4 separate regions of the Homo sapiens genome follow, and all the other regions are linked to region 2. The links are chromatin contacts, found by Hi-C or POLR2A ChIA-PET in ENCODE. All regions are on one chromosome and are shown on one strand. Each heading gives the region's core, a stretch centred on a gene start or an enhancer-like site at or near the end of the contact. The rest is flanking DNA. Distances are from core to core; before and after follow the strand shown. Region 1 holds the start of SMYD2 (SET and MYND domain containing 2). Region 2 holds the start of RAB3GAP2 (RAB3 GTPase activating non-catalytic protein subunit 2). Region 3 holds the start of ANGEL2 (angel homolog 2). Region 4 holds the start of CENPF (centromere protein F).

Region 1 (3,590 bases), core at 832-3,331, 6.0 Mb before region 2:
TGACTTGGAAACCAAATTCTGCAATTTATTGTGTGGCCTTGAAAATCATTCCTTCTGGGTCTTAGTTTCCTTCCTAATTTTGGCAATGAGGGGCATAATACCTAACTCATTAGCCTGTTGTAAAGATAAACCAGATAATGTGTTTAATGATGGAGCACGATGCCTGGTCAACAATACTCAATAACTAATGGTATTATCAAACTTGAATGTGCCAAATGCAAGGACCTAGGACTACATTTTGTCCACTTTTTTTTTTTTTTTTTTTTTGAGACAGAGTTTCGCTCTTCTTGCGCAGGCTGGAGTGCAATGGTGCGATTTTGGCTCACAGCAACCTCCACCTCCCAGGTTCAAGCGATTCTCCTGCCTCAGCCTCCCGAGTAGCTGGGATTACAGGCATGCACCACCACACCTGGCTAATTTTGTATTTTTAGTAGAGATGAGGTTTCTCCATGTTGGTCAGGCTGGTCTTGAACTCTCGACCTCAGGTGATCCGCCTACCTCGGCCTCCCAAAGTGCTGGGATTACAGGCGTGAGCCACCACAGCCGGCTGATGTCCATCTTTCTATCCCAGTTGCTGGCCATAGTCAGTCGAAGTTTCTTAAAATGCATAAATGAAAATACTATCATAACTTCCTTTACTTGAAGACGGGTTAGAGGCTTATTTAGTTTGCCACTAATAAGGGCTTTTTTGTTTTCTTTTGAGACAAGGTCCTGCTCTGTCACCCAGGCTGGAGTATAATGGAGTCACCACAGCTCACTGCAACCTTGACTTCCCAGGCTCAAGCTATCCTCCCACCTCAGCACCACTTGAGAGGTGGTTAATTTCCCATAGAGACGGGGTCTTTATGTTGCCCAAGCTGGTCTCCAACTCTCCAATTCCTGGGCTCAAATGATCCTCCCACCTTGGCCTCCCACAGTGTTGGGATTACAGGGCTGAGCCACCACACCCAGCTGATAAAGACATTTTACTGAAATGCCAAAAATTCCACTGATTTTACATCTCCAATCATATTAATCCTTTCCCTTTGCTCAACCAGTCCTGAACTTACACAGGTAACTGTTTGAGGTCCTATTTTGAAGTAGTGGTTTCTGCTAAATGATCTCGTCACAATTTTAGTCTTTACTGCATGTACATCAATTCCAGTCTTTACATAATCATGTGGAACACGGATTATATTTTCCTTTCTCATATGAAAAGTAATAGCGTGCATGTGTATAGGATTTACGTTTCAGGCTTTGTGGGCTTTAAATCCTTTGACTCCTAACCCAAGTGACTTTTCTAAGATCACAGTTCGTGGGTGGTCAAGCATATTAAAACTACTGCAAACTCTAGCGCAGTGTCCTGGACACTGGCCACAGCATCGCATTATCCCCCAACAGCCTAAATTCCTTGAAGGCAAGGTTCTCTCTGGCTTCCTCTGCAACGTTCGCAGCATGCCTCAGAGACTCGGTGAGCTGGGCCGGCCAATGCATTTCCTCTTCCGTCCATGTAATTCCACTAGAGGAGCAGAGGGCAAACTACGTTCCCATTAAAGCCACAAGGTTTAAAAACCTCTAACCTTGGAAAAGCACACTTCAACCCTCTGCACACCAAACTTCTCTACTGTGGTTTCCCCTCTGCCGCTTTCTCCTTGGCGTTCCCCGATCACTGCCTCTAGGGTCTTTACAAGGGACAGCGAACGTAAGGTTTCGGAGCTGGCTTCGCCCCCTTCTATTTACCGGGGGCTGGTCATCCTTCGGGCCAGGCTGACTGTCTAGGGGTGGCCCTCGGATACCTGGTCCCCGCAGGTGACCCCCCTCCCTCCCACCGAGGAGGAGGGCGCGTCCCGCTCGCTCCGTGGAGACGCCGCGGAGGCGCACACGCCTCACGCCTCCTCGCAGAAGCCACAGGGGCTGCGGCTCTTTGTCGCGGCCACACCGGAAACGGCCCGGAGCGCGCGCGGGGCGGCCGCCGAGGGTCGCGGCGCTAGGCGGGGCCGCCGGGCCCGTCCCCCTCCCCGCGGGGGCGCGCGAGGCCCGGGCGGGGCCGCCCTCCCTTCCGGGGAGCGGGGAGCCGCCGCCGCGTCCGCCGGGCGGCTCCCACCCCGCCCCCCGCAGCTCTAGGTGACGCGTCTCCAATAACAGCTCGCCGGGAGCCGCAGCTCGGGCACAGCCGGCGGCCGCGCCCCGCCGCCACCATGAGGGCCGAGGGCCTCGGCGGCCTGGAGCGCTTCTGCAGCCCGGGCAAAGGCCGGGGGCTGCGGGCTCTGCAGCCCTTCCAGGTGGGGGACTTGCTGTTCTCCTGCCCGGCCTATGCCTACGTGCTCACGGTCAACGAGCGGGGCAACCACTGCGAGTACTGCTTCACCAGGTAGGGCGGCGGCGGCGGCGGCGGCGGGCGGGAGCCGGGGGCGCCGAGCGGGAGGCTTGGACGGCGGCGCCAGGAAGTGCGTGCGGCTCGCGGGGTCCTAGCGCCGGCCCTTGGGGCGGGGTGGGGGGCGGGGAGGGGAGGAGGCCCCGCGCTGCGGCCCCGCGCTGCAGCCCCACGCCAGGCGCCACGTGCGAGAGGAAACAGGACCGGTGCCCCGCTGCACGCCCTGCACTGCACGTTTTCAGAGTTGCTCACGCTGGATGCGCAAACCCGGGCGTGCAGGTTCCTGCCCTCAAATGTGGGCTCCGAGCCAGGCTTGTTCCAAGCCTGGGCACTCACTGCCCTCCCGGTGCATTGGCAGCGGAGCCCCAAATTTGGGCAGCCACGGGCTGTCACCTTTAACTTATGCTTCCTGCGGTGTGTTCTGTTACCCACAGTCCAGCCCTGCCTCAGATTGGCCGTTTCTTCCAAGGAATTTAATGACTTAGTATATGTCTTGTAAAGTACGCTTACATGTTAAAGTACGCTTACATGGGTGTTTGGAGGGACGCCAGTGGGCACTGACCACACCCCCTGGATTCTGAGGTGCTGCGACGATGAGTTGCAGTGTCCAGTTTCGGTTTGGGATTAGGAAAACATGGTCGCAGGAAGGGATTGGGCAAGATGTGTGGTTGCTAATGGTATTTAATTGTAAGATACCATATGTATATATGTGTCTGTGTTTGTATATATGATGCATATACATTTGCACACACCAACACATAATTATATCCTCAACTCTTATGAGAGTTTCAGAGCTTAAAGGCACATTAGAAATCACCAATTCAGTCTTGTCTTTCACTTAATGGATGAGAAAACTAAAGCCCAGAGAGAAAGTGGAGTTACCTTTATCCATTCACACCAGTAGTGAAGGGAGTGAAATCTGGCCTTATTCACTTCTGCCTATTTCTCACTGGTTAGGTGCTCAGTAAATTTACTAAGGCAGGAGGCATGGCATTGGGGTTAAGTTTATATCAGGCCTTCCAGTACTCTGAGTAGAGACCATGATTTGCTTTCTTTGAACCTCAGTTTCTTCATCTTTGAAATGGAGATTCCTGGGCTGGATTAAGCTGACCTGCGGTCCTGCAGGGACCTTTTGAGTACAGGTCTCAAGTCCAGCATACTCAATCTCTCAGACCTGTGTGCCTCATTCTACAATAAGACGTAGCAAAAGAAGGGACAAAGGCTAAATATTGTAGTA
Region 2 (3,780 bases), core at 1,022-3,521:
CAGCTCCGAGGGCCTTACTCTCACATGATTTTCCTCTTTCTTTTACTCCTTCTCAGTCTTCTTCCCAGTAACCTCTACTTGACTTTTAAACACCAGTGCTCCTCTAAGCTTACAGCTTTAGTACTCAGTGCATTTCACAACATACATAATCCTTGAGACTGAACTGACACTTTTTGCTGTTAGCTCCCCAATTAACATCTCTGGCCCAGTACTCCCTACTGTTTAGACTATCTATATCTGGTGTTCAACCAGATGTCCTTACTTGGACATACCATAAACATTTAAAATGCAAAAGGTTGAAAATCTGTATCCTTCATTCTCTTATTACATATAGTTGCCCAAACCACAAGCCAAAGACTTCCTAAACTCCCCCTCACTTACTAGTTACAATGCCCATCACCAGACCTTCACAAGGTCCTGCAGATTCTAACTCCTTAACGTCTTTCTAATCTAGTCCTTCATCTTCATCCTACTAAGGTTCTTAATTCAAGCTCACATAATTTCTTGCTTGGATTACTGGAAGAGCTTCCCAATCCATTTCCCTTCTTCCAATCTCTCCTCCACTTTGCTACCAGAGCACATTACAGGTCTTCAACAAATGTTGTTGATTACATTAAGTACAAATCTGACAATGTCATTTCTCTACTTAAACTTTCAGAGAAACGCCACAATTTTCACAAGGCCTCTCATGGTCTAGCTCCTTATTACTACTACTGCCTCATTGCCCCAACTCTTCCTCTCCCATCCTCCTCTCCAGCCATTCAGCTTTTCTTAGTTCTCTAAATACCATGCCATTTCAGGCCTCCCTTCCTCTGCACATGCTATTACTGCTCCTTTACTCCTCTAACTAGTACTTCAAAGGTAGGCTTAAGTATCACCACTTCAAGAAAATGCCTCATGTATATCTCAGTCACACTGAATGGAAGTTAATGATTTGTCTGTAAACCAGAAGTTCCTACAGCAGGGTCCACCAACCTTATTTGGTTTGTAGCACCAATGACTGGCACAAAGTATGCAATCATTCACAGATGGGTTCGATTTGATATCTTCTAAATTTTCTAAAAAAGGGAGAGGAGCTTAGTGGGCTTTATATCACCATTCCGGTATAGCACAAAGTGAGAGCGCTGTACTACAAAGCCAAATGTGCTTCAGGTTGGAAATGCAAAAATAAAATAAAATAAAATAAAATAAAATAAAACACAAGGCACACCCTTTCAAAATGAAATGTACGAAATTCTGAAAGCCTATATAGTATCTAATAAACCAGCCTTGGAACTTTATACTACTTGGGGAAAGGCTTATTAAACACTTTGATGATAAAAATAGGTGGAAGGCTTCAATAAAGCAAATTAACCTTTCTTGGCTATGTCACTGTAATTTTAGTTCCTAATGTAGATTCTCGTTCACTTCCTGACAGGTTATTTTCCTTCTTTGAGAGAGTCTTACCTCAAGAGTCACTCATTTGTCAGCCATTTGTTCTCAAAATCTGAATGGGGGAAATGCAGATGAAAGAAGGGAGAGTGTGGGGGGATGATCAACACTTTCGGAATGGGAGGTAGCAGAAGGCCACAGTCTCCGGGATGGAAGAGAGTGGGAGCTGGGGCAATACCAGAGTGGAGCGCTGACATGTGGCAAGGAACGGGGAGGATGCGATCACGGAGCAGGCAACATGAAACAGGGAACGACCCCAGGCTGAAGATGGGAGACGGAGAAGATACTCAGAGAGAAAGCTAGGAATGTGTGGGGGTGGGGGGAGGGAGGGAGAAAGCGGTGATAGGCAGAGGCGAGAGGAAACAAGACGCAGTTTTTAGCCAGGGGTCAGAGGGCCTAAGGAGAAAAGCTGGGTCGAGAGGAAGACAACACAAATGGGGCTTCAGGACGAGGTGGGCAGGGTGTCATCCCGGAGCGGAGGGGAGGCACGGGGAGAACTGGGGGTCCAGAGGGCAGAGGCAGGAGGCGCAGAGCGAGTAGGAGACTCGAACCCGTGAGCAGAGGCCGCGGGTGACGAGGGAAGGAAGGGCGAGGCCAGAGAGGCACTTACTGGGGTCCCTCCGCAAGGCGCCGCTGAGGATCTCCTCCCGCAGGTGAGGAAAGAGGAAGTCCCGGGCGGCCTGGAGGTCCTGGAAGTAGCAGAACTGGACAATGGAGCAGGCCATGGCTCCAGGGAACCCCACTACGGCACTCACCTTACCTCACCACGCCCTGCCCCCTCCACCCCACTGCGGCCGCCACCGAGCCCCAATAGCTCTAGCCAAGCAGAAGGCGGAGAAACCAAACCGGAAGCTGTCACTGACACGGGTCCGCTGTCTCCGAGTACTGCGCAGGCGCAGGCTGGCCCAGGCGCCTAGGGCGCGGGGGCCCGGGTCACGTGACTACGGCGCCGCCGCTGCAGGTGGAGCCAAAGTCGACGTGGAGGCTTGGGGCAGATTTTTCAGTCCCAGTTGTGTGTCTACGCCGAGGCATGAACCCTTTCATTCATTCTGGCTTTTAGCCAGAGGTGTTCTAATTGGACTTGTCCGCGCAGCCCTTTGACTTATTCAGTCTTATTGGTCCCCTACTATTGGCACGATCCTGATGTTTCACAGAAACTAATTCGTTTTAAACTAGTGGCAGGCCAGTGGGGGACCGTATCCTGCAAGAGTCGGATTTTGAAAAGATTAATTGCTCTTCCGGAGATTAGCCCCGTCAAGGCTGGCTTTAAATGCTCCTACTATAGATTCCCATAGTACTACGCAAGCCCAATATAGTACGTGTTATAGTGTATTATACACTTTTGTTTTCATTATTCATTTGGTTTTTCATTCATGCATTCATCCATCCATTCAACAAATATTTGTTAGTCTTTTAAATGCCAGCCACGCAGGGTGCTGAGCATTAGAGAACAAAAGAGAAGAAGTACCTTTTCCCAGAAAGCTGGAATTCTAGTGACTGATACAGGCAGTAAGCAATTAATTACAGTATTTCCCTTTAATCCAAGGGGATATGTTTTAAGATCCCCAGTGGATGACTCAAACCATGGATAGTACTGAAACCTATGTATGTGTATTATGTTTTTACCTATACATATATATGATAAAGTTAAATTTATAAATTAGGCACAGTGAAAGATTAACAATAACTAATAATTAAATTGAATAATTATGTGGAAAATGAACCCATGGATAAAGGGGGGACTACTGTACTTAACTATTTAACTGAAATTGTGATCATGCTAGTAAGTGCTTCATAAATATTTGCTGAAGAAATAAATGGAATGCATACATAAAGTAAATAGAATAACTTGTTTCTTTGACAAAGCACTATTTTTGAAAGTACTTTACATTGTTCATTTGGATAGTCACAAATGCCATCTAAAAATAGTGTGTCTTATCCCATTTTTAAAATAAAGAAATTGAGCTGTCTCTGAGCAGACTTTAAGTTATTTTTCCAAAAAATAAAAACAAAAAAAATTATTTTAATGTGAGCACAAAGGCCTGTAGGCACTTACACATTTCCTAAAGGAAACCTAAAGAGGCCATCCACTTTGTATGAAAAAAGGGCACAGGAACAAATGAAAGGCAAGTGGATGGGGTCCAGAGCATTCATTTCTGTCAGGCCCGTGGACATACACACTTAGTCCTAATAATATAACAACTATAATTTAGTGCCCAGGTTCCTACTCCATTATTTCCTACTTCTAGAGTAGGATGATTTTCACAAAATAGGATAGGCAATTTCTATGTTATCAGGTTAACAGGAATCAGTTCTTCACCTATAAAAGGCAGTTGAATCAGATGTGCT
Region 3 (3,624 bases), core at 926-3,425, 7.3 Mb before region 2:
AGTTCAACTGAGAGATGAATCAACTATCAAAATGATATTCAGAGTAGCTTTCAAGCACCTACAAAACTCAATGAGAAAATAAAATACACAACAAGTATTATACTGAAATCGAATAAGGAACTCATATCACACTACAATTAAAGTAAACCTCTCCTCCAACTTGGAGTAATAACAAGTTTCTGAACAGTTTTTTATACCAAGGGCAGATTTTTCCAAACACTTGTATAGTTAGGAAAACAAAAGCCTATCCACAACTTCATAAATTCACAAAACTACTTCTCTTACTAATCAACGGGTGGATAATTTATTTCTCCATTCTTTTTTAAGCATGATTCTCGTTGGGGGAAATGAAAGAGGATGGGGATGACGTACTACGAATGCACCAACACTCCAAACCAACAGCTTCAATTTAACCCATCATCCAAAACATCTCCAAAGTGGCGCTAACATTTTTAATAGGTATGTTGCTCTCAGGCTCTCAAGAAACACTTCAGCTTAATAAAGCACCATGTTCCTCTCACTATACTACTTTGGCAAAATGTTAAGATTCAGAGAAGGACTTTTATCCTTTCCTCCAAAATTCTTAACAGCTACATTTCTACCACAGCATCAATAATGTGCGCTCCCATCCCTAAGGGAATTTTGTTTAAGTTGCGTTTACTGTTATTTAACTTTATACGCTGTTATTCTCGTTTTAACAGCATTTAAATTTTTATTATAATTTTTACAGTTTAAGTATTCGCTAGTTGTTCTCTAAAATCTACTTAATTGTAAATCTTTAAAGGCATAACATGGGCATTCTACACTGCTTTGTGATAACTCTGAAAGCCATAGGAATTTGGGCACTTGGTCCATGCATTTTCTATGCTAATAAGCCACTGTATTGAAATATAATACTTGTACTACAAAAGCTATTATCTATATTTGCAGTTATTTATTCAGACTTTTTTTTCTCTTAAGATGTTAAGCTCCTTCAGGGCCAGAACAGAACCGTCTTATTCATTTTAATTCCGTTATCTTCACAAGTGCCTAGCACAGTGCCTGGCAAACAGCTGGTACTCAGGAAACATTGTTGAACTGAATTACCATCAAGTCCCAGGCCTATGGGAGTTACAACCAAATCCCCATCGCTTATGTAATAATACATGCTGTGTTTCCCAAGCGTGGTGGGTGGTACACGAGTCGGTTTCACAGAGTACACAGTTAAATTACTTGATTGTAATTTCTAAATACTTATGTTAGTTTATTAGGAAAAAACATAATCGCACATCAAATCCAAGACTCTGCAGACACTGCTTAGGGTGAAGCTAATGTGGGCAGCACCTACTGAAGTGCTTTTTAAAAAAAACTGAGTCAATTTAAAGAAAAATATCCAGTAAATAATACACGTGAAACAAGAACTTGGCCATAACAGTAAGGGATGACATACAAGTGACTAAAGTTTGAAAGACACTAACACATCAACAAAAATCAAGCCCCTCCTGGGCGTGTGCCACACACGCGCCTCCAAGGGATCAGGCCCGCCGAGACCTACTGCGGAGAGGCGGCCTCCCCGCCGACGCTCGGTTCCCGGGACGGTGCTGCGGAGTGTGTGGAGCAGGCCAGCGCTGGTCTGGAGGCTGGGTTGGGGGAAGCAGGCCAGGGATCCAAAGCCACTGGCACAAGCCTGGCCGGCGGCCCATGAACTCCGCGCCAAGACCCCAGACCTCGTTGGCCCAGCGTCCCGCCAGCTGCGCGGCGGGTTTACCTATCCCGCTTGGTCTCTGGAGGCTCGTCCCGGATGCACCATCGCCCAGACCCTCTTCCTCTTCCTTCCACCCCTAGCCCGCCCCGCCCCGCCCCGGGTTAGTCCCGGACGCCCGCCCGCTCTTTCAGGCCGCCCGCCCCTCTCTCCTCCCTCCGAGTACCCAGCCCTACTGACCGGCCTCTTCCCACCACACAGTGGCCGTAGCCCTTCCTCACACAGCGCCAGGCTTCCATCTTCGCCCTCCGCGTGCGTCCAGTTCCCAGGCCCCGGGTTCCACCTCAATCTCTATAATCGATGCGACGGCCTAAAGTATCTAGGGAACCCCATCACTCTTAAGTACCGACTCCAGTCCTGGCTGCAAGGCATGCTGGGAGGTGCAGTCTCGCCGGCCGGCCTACACTCCATCTTGCGCAGTCAGAGTCCCTGAATGCCTTAACCCGGAATTCTGCTCAAGGAGCATGCGCAGAGCGTGGGACGCGCGTGCAACCATTTCTGAAGAGGGCAAAACACCCGAACTTCGTCTTAAAGAAACAGAAATAAACTTTCTTTTTTTTCTTTTTCTTTCTTTCTTTCTTTTTTTTTTTTTGAGATGGAGTTTCGCTCTTGTCGCCCAGGCTGTAGTGCAATGGCACGATCTCGGCTCACTGCAACCTCCACCTCCCGGGTTCAAGCGATTCTCCTGCCTCAGCCTGCCAAGTAGCTGGGATTACAGGCATGAGCCACCACACCCGGCTAATTTTTGAATTTTTAGTAGAGACAGGGTTGCACCATGTTGGCCAGGCTGGTTTCGAACTCCTGACCTCAAGTGATTCGCCCGCCTCGGCCTCCCAAAGTGCTGGGATTACAGGAGTGAGCTACCGCGCCCGGCAGAAATAAACAGAGCAGTGAAAATTTTTAATTGCCCAAAGTGCAGATTCCCAGCTGAGGCTGAACAACGCATCCTCTGGGTGCCCATGGAACTGAGGTACCACAGAATTTTGCAATTAATGTTGCGGAAGCACAGCCATAGCTCTCACTTTAAAATGTACGTGTATGGGCCGGGCGCGGTGGCTCACGCCTGTAATCCCAGCACTCTGGGAGGCCAAGGCGGGCGGATCACGAGGTCAGGAGATCGAGACCATCCTGGCTAACACGGTGAAACCCCGTCTCTACTAAACATACAAAGAATTAGCCGGGCGTGGTGGCGGGCGCCTGTGGTCCCAGCTACTCGGGAGCCTGAGGCAGGAGAATGGCGTGAACCTGGGAGGCAGAGCTTGCAGTGAGCAGAGATCGAGCCACTGCACTCCAGCCTGGGCGACAGAGCGAGACTCCGTCTCAAAAAAAAAAAAAAAAAAAAAAAAAGTACTTGTATGTCTTGTGTGTCCACCTTTATTAAATGTATTATAGGACTGTAGATTGTTGAAAGACATTATTTAAGTGGAGACCCTGCAAGAAACAGGAAGAGAGAAACCGAGAAAGAATAAAGTGTGGAGAGTAGAGGGGAAAAGGATACTAGAAGGCAGGAGCACTGCTTTTATAGGCTCTTTGAAACAGTGGTAATTTCTTGGGAAGGCTTTTCTTATCCCTGGTGCATAAAAGGAAGTAAAGTGTATTTGAAAAAAACCTTTCCCTCAGTATGTAATTGATTCTTGTTATTTGCAGTAGTTAGGTTCTGTAAAGTTGCTGGAAACACTGAATTAGTAAATACTGAATCATTACTCCTAAGGGAAATACAGGATTAGGATCCTGTAAGCCTCTGGTCGCATTTTCATCAACTTAATCAATACATAGTTTTGTTGTATGTGTGTTTCCGCTTAAAGACATCTTATTTAATATATATTGTTGATTCATTAACATTGAACTCAGTCAACAGCACTATAATTCATACCTCAACAAAG
Region 4 (3,913 bases), core at 998-3,497, 5.7 Mb before region 2:
ATTTCCCATGGTTGTAACAGGAAGAAAGGAGGTAAGAATGGGTATAGATTTTCACACATTTGTAGATTTGGGTCTCAGAAAGTTGAAGGTGTTCCTGTCAGAAATCTTATGTTTTCTGTGAACTAGAAAATAAAGTCATCTTCTGAGAGTAAGAATGGAGATGGTTGTTGCAGCGGATTAGAGAAATCCTGAAACTGGGAGAAAGGGCTGTGGAGCAGCATTGAGGCCCAGCTAGACATCCTACATTTAAAGTATTTGCACAGTGCTGGGATTTTTTTCCAGCCCCATTCTGCAGCAATAGTGCACCAAGGGATGATATGGACATTTGCACACATACAAGTTTGGGAGATAGAACAAGAGGCAAGGGAGTTGAGGACACTGGCAAAAGAGTGATTTCAGTGATGAACCTGCAGTCTAATCTGTAGAAAAGATGGGAAGACTCAAAGACACTGGTCCACAAGCAGAATATCGAGGTAGTGGATGAACAATCCAGAGAGAGTAGACTGGCTAACTGAGGGAAAGGACTTAAAAAGAGAAGAGCAGAGAGCCAAAAATGGACCCTTAGAGAACATCTGTCTTTGGTTGGACGGGATCCTCCCCCTACAAAACAAACAAACCAACCGGGGGAAAAATAAAGGGAGGGGAAGGGAAGCATAAAATTAAAGTCAGAGAAATATCACAGGAGTTACTAGAATGGTATCCATCCTATTTCCCTTGTTCAAGAAATGAATGTATTTCTTTATTGTTCATTGTAGAAAAACGAAGCACAAGGCTTGACTATACAGTGGCCACTCAATAGATATCTGCTGAAGAACGAATGAATGAATAGTAAATGCAAATTTCTTATTCAAACCTTAAAAATATCCTCTATTATCTGTCTTTCTAGCTGTTTATTTTTCCTTAAACAGCCTATACATAGTTGAATAATTACTCTGGGAAGCAATGGAATTGTAATTTGTGTTGAAGCCAGACACAATTTGGTTCAAATTCTAAAACTACCAGACACTAGACTGATCATGGCAATGTCTGACAAAAGTTTTCCTCCCCTACCTGCTCTCTCCCCTCCCTTTGGGGATTCGAAGGTAGAAGATAGTAAGAACAAGGCCTTTCCCCAAATAGCAGTTTTATCTCCCAAGATGATCTGGATTTTAAATTACTATGTGCAAAGTTACTAGGGATGCAAAAATGAATTAAAACAGATTTTACTGTAAAGGAATTTTTGAGTCTGATGGGGGAGTCAGACGTAGACATAAATACAAGACAAGACACGGCGAAAATCCTAAACATGAAGTTTGCAAGTTCCAGGAAAGGTCTAGGAAATAATTATCTCTAAGGAGTGGGTGGGATTAGGGAGGTTTTATAAAAAAAGTGACACTTGAATTGGGTACTGCAGGAACAGTCTAATGAAAGGTAAAGTCAGGGGGCTGGAAAGTTTGGTACCTATTGAGGCAGACAACAGCATTAGAGATCTATTACTTTAACAATTAATTGTTTTGCTTCTGCCTTTAGAAGCTTATTTATAGTTTAATAGGGAAATAAAACGAGTATATAACATACATAGAAAACTAGTGGGCTTCACGAAAAGCATTACACCCCGTTTTGAGGATTCTTCTGAATTTTAAATTCTGATGCAGTGTCCTCCCCCCACGCCTTAATCCCGGAAAATAAGTGTTCAGAATCACGTCTTAGAAATATGAACCATAAAGGACAGCATTTAAGAGCGACATCCTGCATTGCGTAGATTCAATTTCAAATTACTGTACTTAGCTTCTATGAGCCTGTTAACTTTTTAATAAAATGAGGATAATACTTTCCTCAAAGAATTGTTAAGAACGACACCGGATAAAGAATGCATGACAAACACAGCACCTAGTATCTATGTCCTAAATTTACGTTTAATTAAGTAGATTGGTACGTGCAGTTTAAAAGAGGTTTCACCAGGCAGCACAGTTCCCCTGGCTGTAGGCGATAGACCACGCCTTCCTAATCAGCGGGCGCATTCCCTGACTTTTGCGGAAATAGCGGTCCAAAACCGCGTCTAGCATTAGCAAAAGCACGTGGTCTCCGTCTCCCCGCAACAACAAAAAAGAACAGTAAACTCCGGCGCAGGCACCTCCAGTAGAGGGCTTGTTTTTAAAATCCATCCGAAAGGGCCAATCAGACGCGGCAGTCTGAGTGCGCAGGCGCGGATTGGTCCGCAGCTACTTAGAGTGACCAATAGGCGTGGAGGTAAGTTTGGTTGAGACCAGAAGCGGGCGAATTGGGCACCGGTGGCGGCTGCGGGCAGTTTGAATTAGACTCTGGGCTCCAGCCCGCCGAAGCCGCGCCAGAACTGTACTCTCCGAGAGGTCGTTTTCCCGTCCCCGAGAGCAAGGTGAGCGTCCTGACTGGGTCCGGATCCTGGCCCTGGCGGCGGGCGGTAGGCGGCGGGCGGCGTGGGGGTGCCGCTGGCTTTTTGCCGGCGGGTACTGGGCGGGGAGGCCTCTGGGATCACTCTCCCGGCCCTGTAGGTGCCGGGGACCGCCCCCTCCCACCCGACCGAACTGGAGAATCCGCCCCGGGATGTGGTTCGTAGGGGTGTCTGCGCCCTTCTGCTCGGGTTCAAACTGGTCTCGGATTAGTGTCCCAGACCCTACTCGGTCACGGACTCACACTTTAGGGGATCATTTTCTTCCTCCGTAAAAGAATTGGAGATGACTAGGTATTTCCAAGCCGCCTTCCCAGTCCCGTAACCAACCTTATTGAAATTCAGGCCCTGGTCCTTTGTTTTATTGAGTAGATGTAAGCTTGAGTTTTGATCTGGTTGGCGACGTGGGGTGCCTATGGTTAGTTACGCGAGCATTTCTCTTTCCCCTCTCTTCTTCCTCCCGTCCACATTTTTTTTTTTCTTTTTTTAAATAGAGATAGGCCTCCCTATATTGCCTAGGCTGGTCTGGAACCCCTGGGCTCAAGGGATCCTCCCGCCTTGGCCTCTGTAAGTGCCAGGATTACAAGCATGAGCCACTACGCCCGGTCCTCCCTTCCACATTTATTTGAACGCGCCTGTGTGCCCGGCTCGGCTGTGTAATGAGGACCCAGAAATAAAAGGCATGGGTCGTGTCCTTGAGCCTGACCTAGAGGAGAAGGCAGGGTTATCATTCTCAGACCCAGCCTTGGTACAGTGCACGGGGACTCTGGCTTTTTGGAGGAGGTGGGGAATTCTGACAACGGGAAAGCAGTGGTGGAGGTGGGGCAGGAGGAGGTCACACAAGAGCTTCCTTGGGGACTAAGGGACTGGGTAGTTCGGGCATGAAGAGTGCCCTCCACGTATTTAAGAGATAAAGATACAGCATTTTCTGGAAAGGACAATAGTCCTGCAAGTCCTCCATGCAGGAACCTTCATCCAGGGCTTTTCTTCACTCCCCACCTCGATTCCCTGTTCCTCAAAAGTAAACTTCTGGGTTTATTTTTTTGTTCTTTTGCCCCAATGGCCCAATACAGGTGGCTGATAGCTGATCCCTTAATGGGCCAAAATCTGCTCTAATCACAGTTAGCTTGGTCTACATCTATATTGTTCTCTATCTTAGACTTTGGAATGGAAAAGCATTCAGCTTGCCAGTCTTCTTTATGTTTATTCCCCTCATTTTCTAATCATCTTTCTAAATTGCTCCTTTTTATATTCTGTTGGCTATAGCATCTTGATGTAATGATTTCAGTTGCTGGCTGAATTGTTTAGGGCAATTACAGTTGTGTGTCTCTGGGTACAGTTCTTTGACTCCTGACAAACTAGATTGGAATGGAGGATATTGAGACAGGGTCAGTTGTCCTTTGTTGGTTGAGAGGCATGTGACTCCTTTCAGTAGTTTTGGGATAAATGGGAGTGGAATACAAGATGCTGTGTTCCAAGAACTGAGAGCTAGAAAAAAAAACAAAA

Evidence for each region. A loop is a pair of places that touch in the nucleus more often than their neighbours do. ChIA-PET counts read pairs that join two places held with the same protein, here RNA polymerase II (POLR2A). Pooled maps may share reads with other maps.
Region 1: a map of naive thymus-derived CD4-positive, alpha-beta T cell shows a loop between it and region 2 (9-fold over the local background). The contact joins the promoter of SMYD2 here to the promoter of RAB3GAP2 in region 2. A Hi-C loop is called at or near these places in 2 of 168 maps with a recorded cell type or tissue (both naive thymus-derived CD4-positive, alpha-beta T cell) and 8 of 50 pooled maps. POLR2A ChIA-PET finds 5 or more read pairs at or near these places in 1 of 52 experiments (activated CD4-positive, alpha-beta T cell).
Region 3: a pooled map shows a loop between it and region 2 (16-fold over the local background). The contact joins the promoter of ANGEL2 here to the promoter of RAB3GAP2 in region 2. A Hi-C loop is called at or near these places in 5 of 50 pooled maps.
Region 4: a pooled map shows a loop between it and region 2 (12-fold over the local background). The contact joins the promoter of CENPF here to the promoter of RAB3GAP2 in region 2. A Hi-C loop is called at or near these places in 4 of 50 pooled maps.

Annotation. Positions count from the first base shown.
Region 1 is chr1:214,279,078-214,282,667 of GRCh38, forward strand. SMYD2 (SET and MYND domain containing 2) reads left to right here and starts at 2,082. Exons shown (of 12, transcript NM_020197.3): 1 at 2,082-2,350. The coding sequence starts at 2,178. It overlaps LOC124904509 (a long non-coding RNA gene), which reads right to left and starts at 1,959. Exons shown (of 2, transcript XR_007066876.1): 1 at 1-1,959. RefSeq lists an enhancer at 1,037-1,602 and silencers at 1,882-2,171, 2,192-2,311, 2,342-2,501.
Region 2 is chr1:220,270,182-220,273,961 of GRCh38, forward strand. RAB3GAP2 (RAB3 GTPase activating non-catalytic protein subunit 2) reads right to left here and starts at 2,272. Exons shown (of 35, transcript NM_012414.4): 1 at 2,042-2,272. The coding sequence starts at 2,156. RefSeq lists an enhancer at 366-867.
Region 3 is chr1:213,013,692-213,017,315 of GRCh38, forward strand. It overlaps ANGEL2 (angel homolog 2), which reads right to left and starts at 2,176. Exons shown (of 9, transcript NM_144567.5): 1 at 1,922-2,176. The coding sequence starts at 1,980. RefSeq lists enhancers at 1,013-1,601, 1,602-2,189, 1,902-2,211.
Region 4 is chr1:214,600,948-214,604,860 of GRCh38, forward strand. CENPF (centromere protein F) reads left to right here and starts at 2,248. Exons shown (of 20, transcript NM_016343.4): 1 at 2,248-2,374. RefSeq lists a silencer at 2,142-2,351.